Regions from separate parts of the Homo sapiens genome. Here region 1 is linked to region 2. The links are chromatin loops, found by intact Hi-C in ENCODE. Cell type or tissue: Caco-2. All regions are shown on one strand. Each heading gives the region's core, and the rest is flanking DNA. Links, peaks and the distances in the headings are about the cores only.

What was found. A loop is a pair of places that touch in the nucleus more often than their neighbours do. Peaks named below come from ENCODE experiments on the same cell type or tissue, not always from the same donor. Only the 100,000 strongest peaks of a DNase experiment are listed, where the experiment ranks them.
Region 1: it touches region 2 in a loop (8-fold over the local background); 1 of 110 quality-filtered maps calls a loop at or near these places.

What each region holds. Positions count from the first base shown.
Region 1 is chr4:172,724,134-172,729,522 of GRCh38, reverse strand. The region is part of intron 5 of GALNTL6 (polypeptide N-acetylgalactosaminyltransferase like 6); the gene reads right to left. GALNTL6-AS1 (GALNTL6 antisense RNA 1) reads left to right here and starts at 2,645. Exons shown (of 3, transcript NR_125894.1): 1 at 2,645-2,699. In Caco-2, for the core only: no CTCF peak of the experiment used is centred there; a DNase peak (open chromatin) is centred at 3,252; H3K4me3 peaks cover 157 bases.
Region 2 is chr4:172,813,315-172,818,703 of GRCh38, reverse strand. GALNTL6 (polypeptide N-acetylgalactosaminyltransferase like 6) reads right to left here. Exons shown (of 13, transcript NM_001034845.3): 7 at 4,981-5,164. Among named protein-coding and RNA genes, the nearest start is that of GALNTL6-AS1, 89 kb to the right of the region's middle. In Caco-2, for the core only: no CTCF peak of the experiment used is centred there; a DNase peak (open chromatin) is centred at 2,723; H3K4me3 peaks cover 464 bases.

The DNA of each region.
Region 1 (5,389 bases), core at 130-5,129, 89 kb after region 2:
TAGGCACCAAAAACTTACAATGAGGAAAGAACAGTCTTTTCAATAAGTGGTGCTGGGAAAACTGGGTAACTATCTATATGTAGAAGAATAAAGCTAGATCCCTATCTCTTACCCTACATAAAAATTAAATCAAAATGGATTAAAAACTTGAATCTAAGACCAGAAACTATGAAACTACTAGAAGAAAACTTTAGGAAAATGCTCTAGGACATTTATTTGAGAAAAGATTTTTTTGTGTAAGACCTCAAAAGCACAGGCGACCAAGAAAAAATAGACAAATGGGATTACATAAAGCTAAAAAGCTTCTGAACTACAAAGGAAACAATCAATAAAACTGAATAGACAACCTGCAGAATAGGAGAAAATATTTGCAAACTATCCATCTGAAAGGGGATTAATAACCAGAATATATAATATATAAGGAGCTCGAACAACTCAATAATGGAAAAACCCAAATAATCAAATTAAAAATAGGCAAAGGATCTCAATAGACATTTCCCTAAAGAAGACATACAAATGGCCAACAGGTGTATGAAAAAATGCTCATCATCTTCAATCATCAGAGATATGCAAATCAAAACCACAATGAGATATCTCACCCCAGTTAAAATGGCTTGTATCAAAAAGACAGGCAACAACAGATGTTGGCAAGGATGTGGAGAAAGGGCAACCTTCATACGCTAAGTGGGAATGTAAATTAGTATAGCCACTTGGAGGACATTATGGAATCTCCTCAAAAACCTACAAGTAGAACTTTCATATTGTCTAGCAATTCTACTACGGTGTATATATCTGAGAGAAAGGTAATCAGTATATCAAAGAGATATTTGCACTTCCATGTTTATTGCAGCACTATTCATAAAACCCAAATATTATGATATTCACAATACCCAAATCACTATTCACAATAGCCAAAATATGGAATCAACCTAAGTGCCCATCAGTAGATGAATGGATAAAGAAAATGTAATATATATACACACATATATATTTCATTGTATATGTACATATATATTTCATTGTATATGTACATATACAATGAAATATAATTCAGCCATAACAAAGCATGAAATCCTGTCTTTTTCAGCAATGTGGATGGAACTGGAGCCTATTATGGTAAGTGAAATAAGCCAAACACAAAAAGGCAAACATTGCATATTCTCACTCCTATGTGAGAACTAAAAAAAGTGGATCTCATGAAGATTGACAGTAGACTGGTGGTTATCGGAGGCCAGGAAGGTAAAATGGAGTAATATAAGAGAAAAGGAAGAAGGATATAAATGTATTTATTACCACTGAATTGTACACATAAAAATAGTAAAGATTGGGCCGGGCTTGGTGGCTGACGCCTGTAATCCCAGCACTTTGGGAGGCCAAGGTCAGGAAATCAAGACCATCCTGGCCAACACAGTGAAACCCCATCTCTACTAAAGATACAAAAAATTAGCCAGGCGTGGTGGCAGGTGCCTATAGTCCCAGCTAGTCGGGAGGCTGAGGCAGGAGAATCGCTTGAACCCAGGAGGCGGAGGTTGCAGTGAGCTGAGATCCCGCCACTGCACTCCAGCCTGGGTGATACAGCGAGACTCTGTCTCAAAAAGAAAAAAGAAAACAATAGCAAAGATGGTATTTTTTACCTCAATAAAAAAACAATAAAAAGAAGAAAAATATTTTTAATATTAAAATAATTTAAATATTAAAAAGAAAAATATTTAAAAACATTTTAATGCTTAAATAATGTGCTAGAATTAAGAGTTTTCTTATTGTTTGACATTTAAATTATTTCTGTTCTTATTAATACACATAATGGTGTTAATAACATCTTCATGCATATGCTTCTGTTCAAAATTAGGATACAACACAACAAATTGAGTTACTTGTTCAAAACATATGAAAAAATTAATAGCATGTGACACACTTTGTTAGATTTATTCCTTAAAGGCCAATTAACACTGACATCAGCAATATGGGATTACCAATTTTCCTGCTTTCTTGATAGTATTGGGAATTATCTTTATAAAAACAGGATTTGTTTGGCTAATTTATTAGATTAAATACATATCTCATGCCTCATTGTTTTAATTTGAATTTATTTGCTCATTAGTGAATCTGAGCATTTTTCTATGATTATTTACTGAATTCGTTTATAGTTTGTGAGTAATTATCCTTCCTTTAGATTTGGCAGCTCTTGAAAAAATGAGACTAGAATGGGAGAAAGTTGTGTGGTGTAAAGTATATGACTTTCTGCAGATGAATTTAGAGAGGTAAGACTTCTGGATGACTACAGCGTTATTTCTTAAAACAGTAGAGTGGCCAGGTTTTTCTATGGGCACACAAGGAGCTTGGGTCAAGTCATAAATTGTGTTGACACAAAATGACAACTGAGAGAAAAGAATTTTACTATCAATTTTATTAACTTTAATATTAAGGTAGAAAAATATTCATTGTTATTTAAATACTTTTAACCTCATTTACACATTTTATAGTTTTCCAGTTTATTAAGTTTTTAATCTGAATGCCAGTGGGATGTCTTTCGCCTTTGAGAGTCACTTATATTTGATTCCTGAAAGTTAATCTATTTTCACAGAGATCCTTAACAATAATCATTAATGAAGATGACCTGACATTTGATCACTTGAAATGGTGGTTAAGCTCACAGAAGCAGGGACTATTAGAGAGAGAATAGGGACCTCATACACCAGGTAAGAAACATGTTCTGACAACTTCTGAGTTCCTTCTTTTTGATCATTTCTGTATTTCAAGCTCCTAGAACACTATCTGATATATGATAGGCTCTCAATCAATATGTGTTGAATTGGATGGATCATGATAAGCTTCCATTATTTTCATCCCTATGTGTCAAGAACTTTCCTATTCTTCATCACTGTACTTTGATCAAGTGTTCTCATCAGAGTATAATCATCTTATAATAATTGTGATTATAGGTTGGGGTTCAATCAGGCTGGTGGGAAAAATATTAAGATAGTTATAGTAATAGCCAAAAACTCTCTTGGAAGATCTGAGAGTTTGCATAGCTTCAGATTGCTTGGCTGAAGGCAGCCAAGCTCTCCTTGCAGGAGCCAGAAAGATTAGGGTGCAAGTACAAAGGAATGTGGGAAGTTGCTCTTACTAACATGCTTACTTATATTGGCTTAAGACTGACCTTTGTCCTACCGCGGGTACTTTACTGCCTCCTACTCGGGGGTCGGCAGAAGTTTATTACCTGCAAATGATGTTTGCTTTAGGCCTCGGAACCTGGCCTTTGATCCTTACCTTCTAGTGGTGTTTACTCACAACTTTTGTTAATTAGTCACTGAATAAATGGCGAGAGCCTCGCTAGCTGATCAGGGCCCAGTGGCAACTGTTTACAGGGCTCAGCAGGAAGCCTGTAAGCGACTGGGACCCTCAGCGGGACTGGCAGAGCAGAATATCTGTGTGTCAGTGTACGTTTATTCATCCATCGCTGAATCAGGGCTCTGAAGGAACAGACTCCCCGCAGCTAGTGCCCCCGCGGAAGGAACGCTGCCTCAATTATAATCATTGAAACTTCTACAACATTCCAGGCAGTGTTCTAAGGGGGCTTCATACATTTTATAATTTAATCCTCACAACAACCTTATGAAATAAGTACCATTATTATCCCTATAAACCTCTAACTTCTATCAGAGTACGTATTTTATCTCTCTTGTTCACTGATATATCTACAAGCTTAGAACATTACGTGGCACATCATAGAAGCATGACAAATATTAGCAGAATGAATAATTTTTTTCACAGATGAGGAAATGACTGTTTATCATTCATTAACCAAATCCAGACCTCTTTAAAGCAGAACGCAAGATTGTTAAACATTTGTCAAGAAACTCTAAGCCTATCTCTAACCCTTCTACACCTAATTCTAACTTTTGACAATATTTTCAACCCAATTTTTATCTTAAGTTAGGAATATAGTCTCTCAACGTTTTGGCCTAATTAGGAACATTTATACTGTTTATAATTTTGATTATCTTTGATAAAGAGTCTCTCCAGTTATATTACAACCCCTTATATCTGTTGAGAAGAAGATCCTTATTTGATCTAGATAAGCACAGTGGACTCAAAGCTAAGTTTAGGAGTAATATTTTTCCTGACATGCTCTGAGAAATTCTGCATTCCTAAAACTAGAAGAATGTGTGGAGCCTGAGTACAGTAGAAGGTGAAAAAGTTTGGGGGTGGCACGGAGAGCCAAAATACTTAGTACTAGGACTATGTAATATTCAGTTGGAAGTTGCTTTTATTAATGTTTATAATTAAAATCCTCATTAATCCTCATAGATATTCTGTAGTGTCTCCTATACATGCAAATGTTGTGTTAAATGGATTTTTCCAAAGAACTAAGGTAGGAGATGAGAATTACCCCTAAAATGCTATATGGAATAGAGAAATAATTCATGACCCAAACTAATTCAGTACTAACAGAAGCACGGAGACAGGGGAAAAATACTTGAAAAAAACCCAGAAAATTTTGGCTGTTGGGGGAGACGAAGACTTCCATTGCATGTGAAAAATTGTGTGAAATCATGTCTGGGTGTCCTGGAAGAAGGAGAGCCCAGGTGATATCTTGTTAGCACCCTGATGATGTTCAAGCTCCTTTCTTGCTCTTCTTCTTGGTGCCCAGATTCCTGGATTTCACATTTTGATTCTTGAATCCCAGATTCCTTGAGCTTTTCACCTTTTATTTCTTTTTCTCTTTCTCAGGTTTCTGAATCATTTCTATTTTTTCCCCAAACTTTGGGTCTATTGCCATATTTTGACGTAAAAACTGATTCTTTAGTACTTGGCTAACCACTTCAATAACTTCCCTTCTTAATTCACTCATTTTAATTAATTTTTATACAAATGTATTGAGGTCTTGCTGTGTGTCAGGAAGAGCATAGGAAGGCTTAATTTAAGCAATCTCAGACTGCAGAGGTGGGAGACACTTGGAAACAGAAAAAGCACAAGACAGTTGTGCAAAGGCTAATATACAAAGTTGAACACAGGGAGAGAGCCCAACTAATTGATTCAGAGATGCTTCACAAAGGTGTTGTCATTCATGATGGGTGACTCTGGGTCTTTGATAATCATCGACTGCTCACTAGTCCTGAGTTTCCTTACTTCCAGATTTTATGTTACGTGAGAAAAAGCGTATCTTGTTTAAGCTACTATAGGATGGATTTTGTGTTGCTTAGGTTTGAATAAATTCCAAATGATATCTTGTATAATAGACTAATGGCTTGAAATAAAGGACTGATGATGTGGGTGGGAGAAGTTGAGAAGAAGGATTGAAATCTAGAATCATTTCTAAATAGCATCAAAAGTGATTGATTTAATAGGGTGACGCAGGTTTGAGCAATAATATACAGGACTGGGG
Region 2 (5,389 bases), core at 96-5,095:
TCACTTGAACCCAGGAGGCAGAGGTTGCAGTGAGCCGAGATTGTCCCACTGCACTCCAACCTGGGTGACAGAGTGAGACTTTGTCTCCAAAAAAAAGGATGATTTTAGCCTGTGAATTTCCCCGCTGCTGTATATATGTATTTATTTTAAGCATTTTGGAAATTGATGTATACCATAGATGGAAAATAGAGAATGTCAGTTCTCACTAATAAGTCTAGGCAAGAATTCCATTGATGGTGATTAAAACTCTTAGTTCTAGAAGTCTTTAAGGAATTGTGAAGCTCTATCTGAGGAAGACTGGCAGTGCAAAAATAATTTCTCCACAATCACAAAGACAGAATAGAGGTGGATTCTGAAAAATATAATCAACTTGCAAAATTGAATAAACTGCTGAATCGATTATTTCTATTTAGCAAAAGGAAGCATGATAGCTAGGAACCTGCATAAATTCTCTAGAAATTAACTTGATTTTTATAGTTGACAGAGTCATGTATTAGGGCCTGGGTACCTGATATACTGGATGGACTATTTCATGCTGCCCTTGGAGACAAGTTGGAGAAACGTTGGCAGCAGTGAAGTGAATTTACATGTATTGAACCATTACATCAACGAGTGTGAACTTTTACAAGATTCTAGTAGACCTGGAAAACATGGTGATAGAACTGAAAATATGTAGCCTGGAAAAGAAAAATGTTTTGTTGTTTTCCCTCTTGGGCAGTATAGGCATGGCAACTATTCTCAAATATTTCTAATAGCTCTGTCATTAAAGACCAATTAGATATTCCTCGTATCTCAAGTAGGACAATTTGGGATCAGGAAGGCAGAATTTTCTTCATACAAGGGAAAACATTTCTGTCAATAAGTCTAACAGAAACGACTATCTTTTGAGGTAGGAAATTTACTTTAAAGATGAGTTACTGCAGAGGTTGGATGCCTGTCTTGGACATTGTTTAGTGGTTGCTCACATTGAAGGGAATTTGGACAAGATAATTTCTTAGGGCCCACTCTAAACTTTTAGAAAGCAAATGAACATCTTTCTCTTTGTCATCATGGCTGAAGGAGCATATTATGTTTTGTCACACAGAAAAGTCTTTCATTGCTAAGTGCCCTGAATTCAAGATGGACCAGTCATGAGAAAACCTTCTAAAAGCCATGAATAACAAGAATTTCCTCAAAGCATTACATCATGATAAAAGCCACCAGAAAGAGGGAACATTCTGGTTTCTTCCTTAATAATAACCCAAAATATTTCTTGTTTATTTTAATTCAACTTTTTTTTTTTGCAATAGGGTCTCACCCAGGTTGAATGCAGTGGTGTGATCATGGCTCACTGAAACCTCAACTTCTTAGGCTTAGGTGATCCTCCCACCTCAGCTTCCCAAGTAGCTGGGACTACAGGCGTGCACCACCATGCCCCACTATATATGTATATATTTTTTTCGTAGAGACAGGGTTTTGCTATGTTGCCCAGGCTCGTCTCAAACTCCTGGGCTCAAGCAATCTGCCTGCCTTGGTCTCCCAAAGTGCTGGGATTACAGGTGTGAGTGACTGTTCCTGGCCCCAAAATATTTCTTCCTTTCTTTTTTTTTTTTTTTTTGGAGACGGAGTCTGGCTGTTTCTCAGGCTGAAGTACAGTGGTGCAATCTCTGCTCACTGCAACCTCTGCCTCCCGGGTTCAAGCAATTCTCCTGCCTCAGCCTCCTAAGTAGCTTGGGACTACAGGCACCCACCACCATGCCCGGCTAATTGTTGTATTTTTAGTAAAGGCGGGGTTTCACTGTATTGAACAGGCTGGTCTTGAACTCCTGACCTCAAATGATCCACCCACTTCAGCCTCCCAAAATGCTGGGAATACAGGCGCGGCCACCGTGCCCAGCCAAAATATTTCTTAAATGTATCCAATCCAACAGGAATTATGACCACCATATAATAATTTGAATCATGAATGCTGCCTTTTCTCTTATATTCTAGTAGCAGTTTGTTGAAAAACAGGATCCCTTTGTAAATATCAGTAAATATTTTCTTAATGCTCAAAGTTATCCATGAGTTTTCCTTTTCTAGTCAGATTGTTGAAGGCCTTGATTCCTAGTTTAGAAAGTTGGTACATGATGACCACTTTGACTGTGTAGTCTATGTGAAGAAATACAGTTTATACCACATCAGGTTCATATATGCCTTATAACTGAAATTGAATATTTGAGAAATGACACTTATACCTACCCATTAGTATAACATTCTAAAATTTTCAATTGAATTCAATCCAATTAATTAATAATTAAATACTGTTAATGCCCCACTAATTTCACAGAATTTTCAGGTTGGAAAACACTGCTATAATCACTGCTATAATAGTCACTGAAAATTCAAGTAATGGCAGAATAAATTAGATAATTCAAATCTTGTCACTTAAGACATTTGATAAACTTGCTACAGAAAGATAATTTTTGCATCCTTATTGTATGAAAAATACTGGGGTTTGAGATACGTTTGCACATTCTTCTTTGTTTCCCTTCTTCCTAGCCTTTCAGCCTCCTCTCCCTGTCTTCCCACAGAAAACCATACACTTTGGCGGCAGCCTCTTGAAATGTGGAAGACTATAAGAAAGCTGTATAGATAGACTGCCTTCGTTCTGTGTACCTTAAAGCTTTACAGCTAGAGAAGCAAGTTTTAGCCTAAAGCTTGTCTGTTTATGAGCACATTCAGGTGACTGCCGTGATAATGAAATTGCCGATACGCTGCTCAGAGCTGCTTGGGTAACCATTCTTTTATTATCAGGAAGGCAAACACGGTTTATAAGATCAAAGTGGACACCTCCTGCAAGTTACATTTATTACAAGAGGCTAAAGTGTCCACATTCCTAGGAATCAATAAGACTTAAGGCAGAAAGATAGTAATATGCAATAGATGAATGCAAATTTTGACAGTTCAACAACCACCTACGTAGGGGACAGAAACAAGAGGTAACCTAGTTCTGAAAGTTACCAATTCTGCCAGCTCTGTGGTTAAGCAAGGTGCTTGATATTGTAATAGCCATAGTCAGAGTCAGCCTGACAAAAATGTTGACTGTCAGTGCAGGCACTGAGAATACTTTTATAACTGTCTCCACTGCAGATTCCTCTGACGGCATTTTGATCCTACTGTTTCAGGAAGCAGGACCCCTACTCTGCTATCACAGTGCAAATAAAGTAAAGGTCATTATAACCAGTCACTATCACGGTATTTGGAAAGCCAGCCTGGGTGAGTTCTAGCCCTTAAAATGTGTACTTTCACATCATAGCGGCCGAACTGTGGCTCTTCTGCTGTGGGCCAGCACCTAATAACAGTTCTACCACGGTTAAGGCCCTTTTGTACTCCTCTCCACACGCATGTTTTAAAAATTTTTACATTTAAAACGTTTTAAATTTATTTTCTTTTCTCATCTATATTTTAAACTGACATATAAAAGTTGTATATATTTATGATGTACAACATGATGTTTTGAAATACGTACATATTGTCGAATGGCTAAATCAAGCTAATTAACATATGCATCACCTCACAACCTTGTCACTCGTCCCACCTTAAGCCCCTCTGTCAAGACTTTCAGATGGTTGCCTTCAGAGAAGTCTGAAGAACATCTCTCAGCTAAGCTCACTTCAAATGCTTATTAGAAACACTTTGCTTAGATTACTAAAAAGATTTTCTAGTAGTTTTGAATACCCATGAAATTTTGGCCAAAGCATTTGAGGAAGTAACAAAGGTCCTTTATTATTTCTTTTCAAAAACTCTCCAGTAAGTATCACGTCAAAAGAGGCTGAACTCCAGAAGCTCTGGATATTTAATGAGAGCGCTTCATTTTACAAAAGAAACGACTTCTCTCGCGTGGTATCAGGCTAACGTCTTCTGAAATTCCCTTTGCTTCCCCAGGAGTTCATTTTTCTAAAGACTAGAAGTGTAGGAAATATTTTCCTGATCATTATGAAATGTTGATTGTAATTTAAACTGTTAGTGTCAAGGAAGTGGTTTTCGTACTCAGTAGCTTCTTTACTGCAAACTTTTATGGCCCATATTATTGATGAAAAGACGATATTTTTAATGCATTTTAAATGGACTCAGAGTGTGCAAAGCCTTGATCACAGACATTTTTCTTGTACTAAGAAAAACATATATAATAGTTTTAAAATAACAATTTTAATGATATCAAAGGGTGCAGTATAAGGAATAGATATATAGTATACCTTGGATAATCTCTGGGCTAACTGTTGGAAAAAGTTTACCATTCACTATGAAAGGTCTTGATAGTCTGTCAAACTAAACTATACATATTTTTTCTTTTTCTTTAAATGCATACTTCTTATGTCCACACTGAAAAAACAGGATGTCGTTTGGTAGAAATTAATCATTAGATCATTGCTGTACATTCTTCTCTGTACAGGATGTACTTAAATTAGGGGCAGGATTATCAAAGATAATTGACTCTGGGTATATCACTTTGATTGAATTCCCCATGTTTCAGTTGTGGGAACACCTGCTTAGGAGCACGCTTCCGTTATAGGTACACAATTTCAACAGGGTATAGAAAGTAGGCTTAAACACTGGTTCATATTTTATATCAATTTCTAATAAAAGAAAAACAAAATAGTTGTTTTCAGTAATCCTTTAGGGAAAAGTCAAAAGAACAGAAACAACTGAAAATAAGAAAGCATCTAAGAAGGGAACATGCCTTCCTTTTCTATGTATTTTCTGTTTATGCATTTTCCTGGTTCTTTCATCTGTACAGTTTCATGCTTAGCAAAGTTTAAGAAGGGGTGTTCCATGAATTCGATACAGCTTGTAATTTTCTACAGGGTGTAGGTCTGACCTTTCTGTGATGTTTTGCATATTGTTGCCGCCTGTTTTATTCCATTTTGTTAGAGATAATTGTCTTCTTGAGCCCAGGTTTAACACTGCAATGAGTTACCTGCCCTCACCCCCTCGGCCCCTCCCTTGGCTGCTACTCACTCAAAAGGGTCGCTGGGATCTGCCCTCTGGAGCTCTGGAGGGATGGGGATTCTTTTGTAGTACATTTCCCAGTCGAAGGCTCCTCGCATGGCATCCCCAGCTTGTGCCTCATACCCGAAGTGATTGTGGTCAATGACATCGATCATGGGACACACGATGGTTTTGTGGTTTAGTGCAATTTGGTCTGAAAAATGAAAGCACAAAATAGGAAATGACATGCCTGCCTAGGTCATCTATCATTTTTCAGCAAAGAGAAGCCTACAGTCCTCCACTAATGCATAATGCTTGCAGCCGTGGCTCCCTGTCCTCCTTAGAGCCCTTTTCAGGAATCTCTGAATTCTGGACTTAATGTGATGGGACAGCGATTAGGTCCAATTAGAGTTGTTGTATTTTCCTTTAAGAAAGTTAT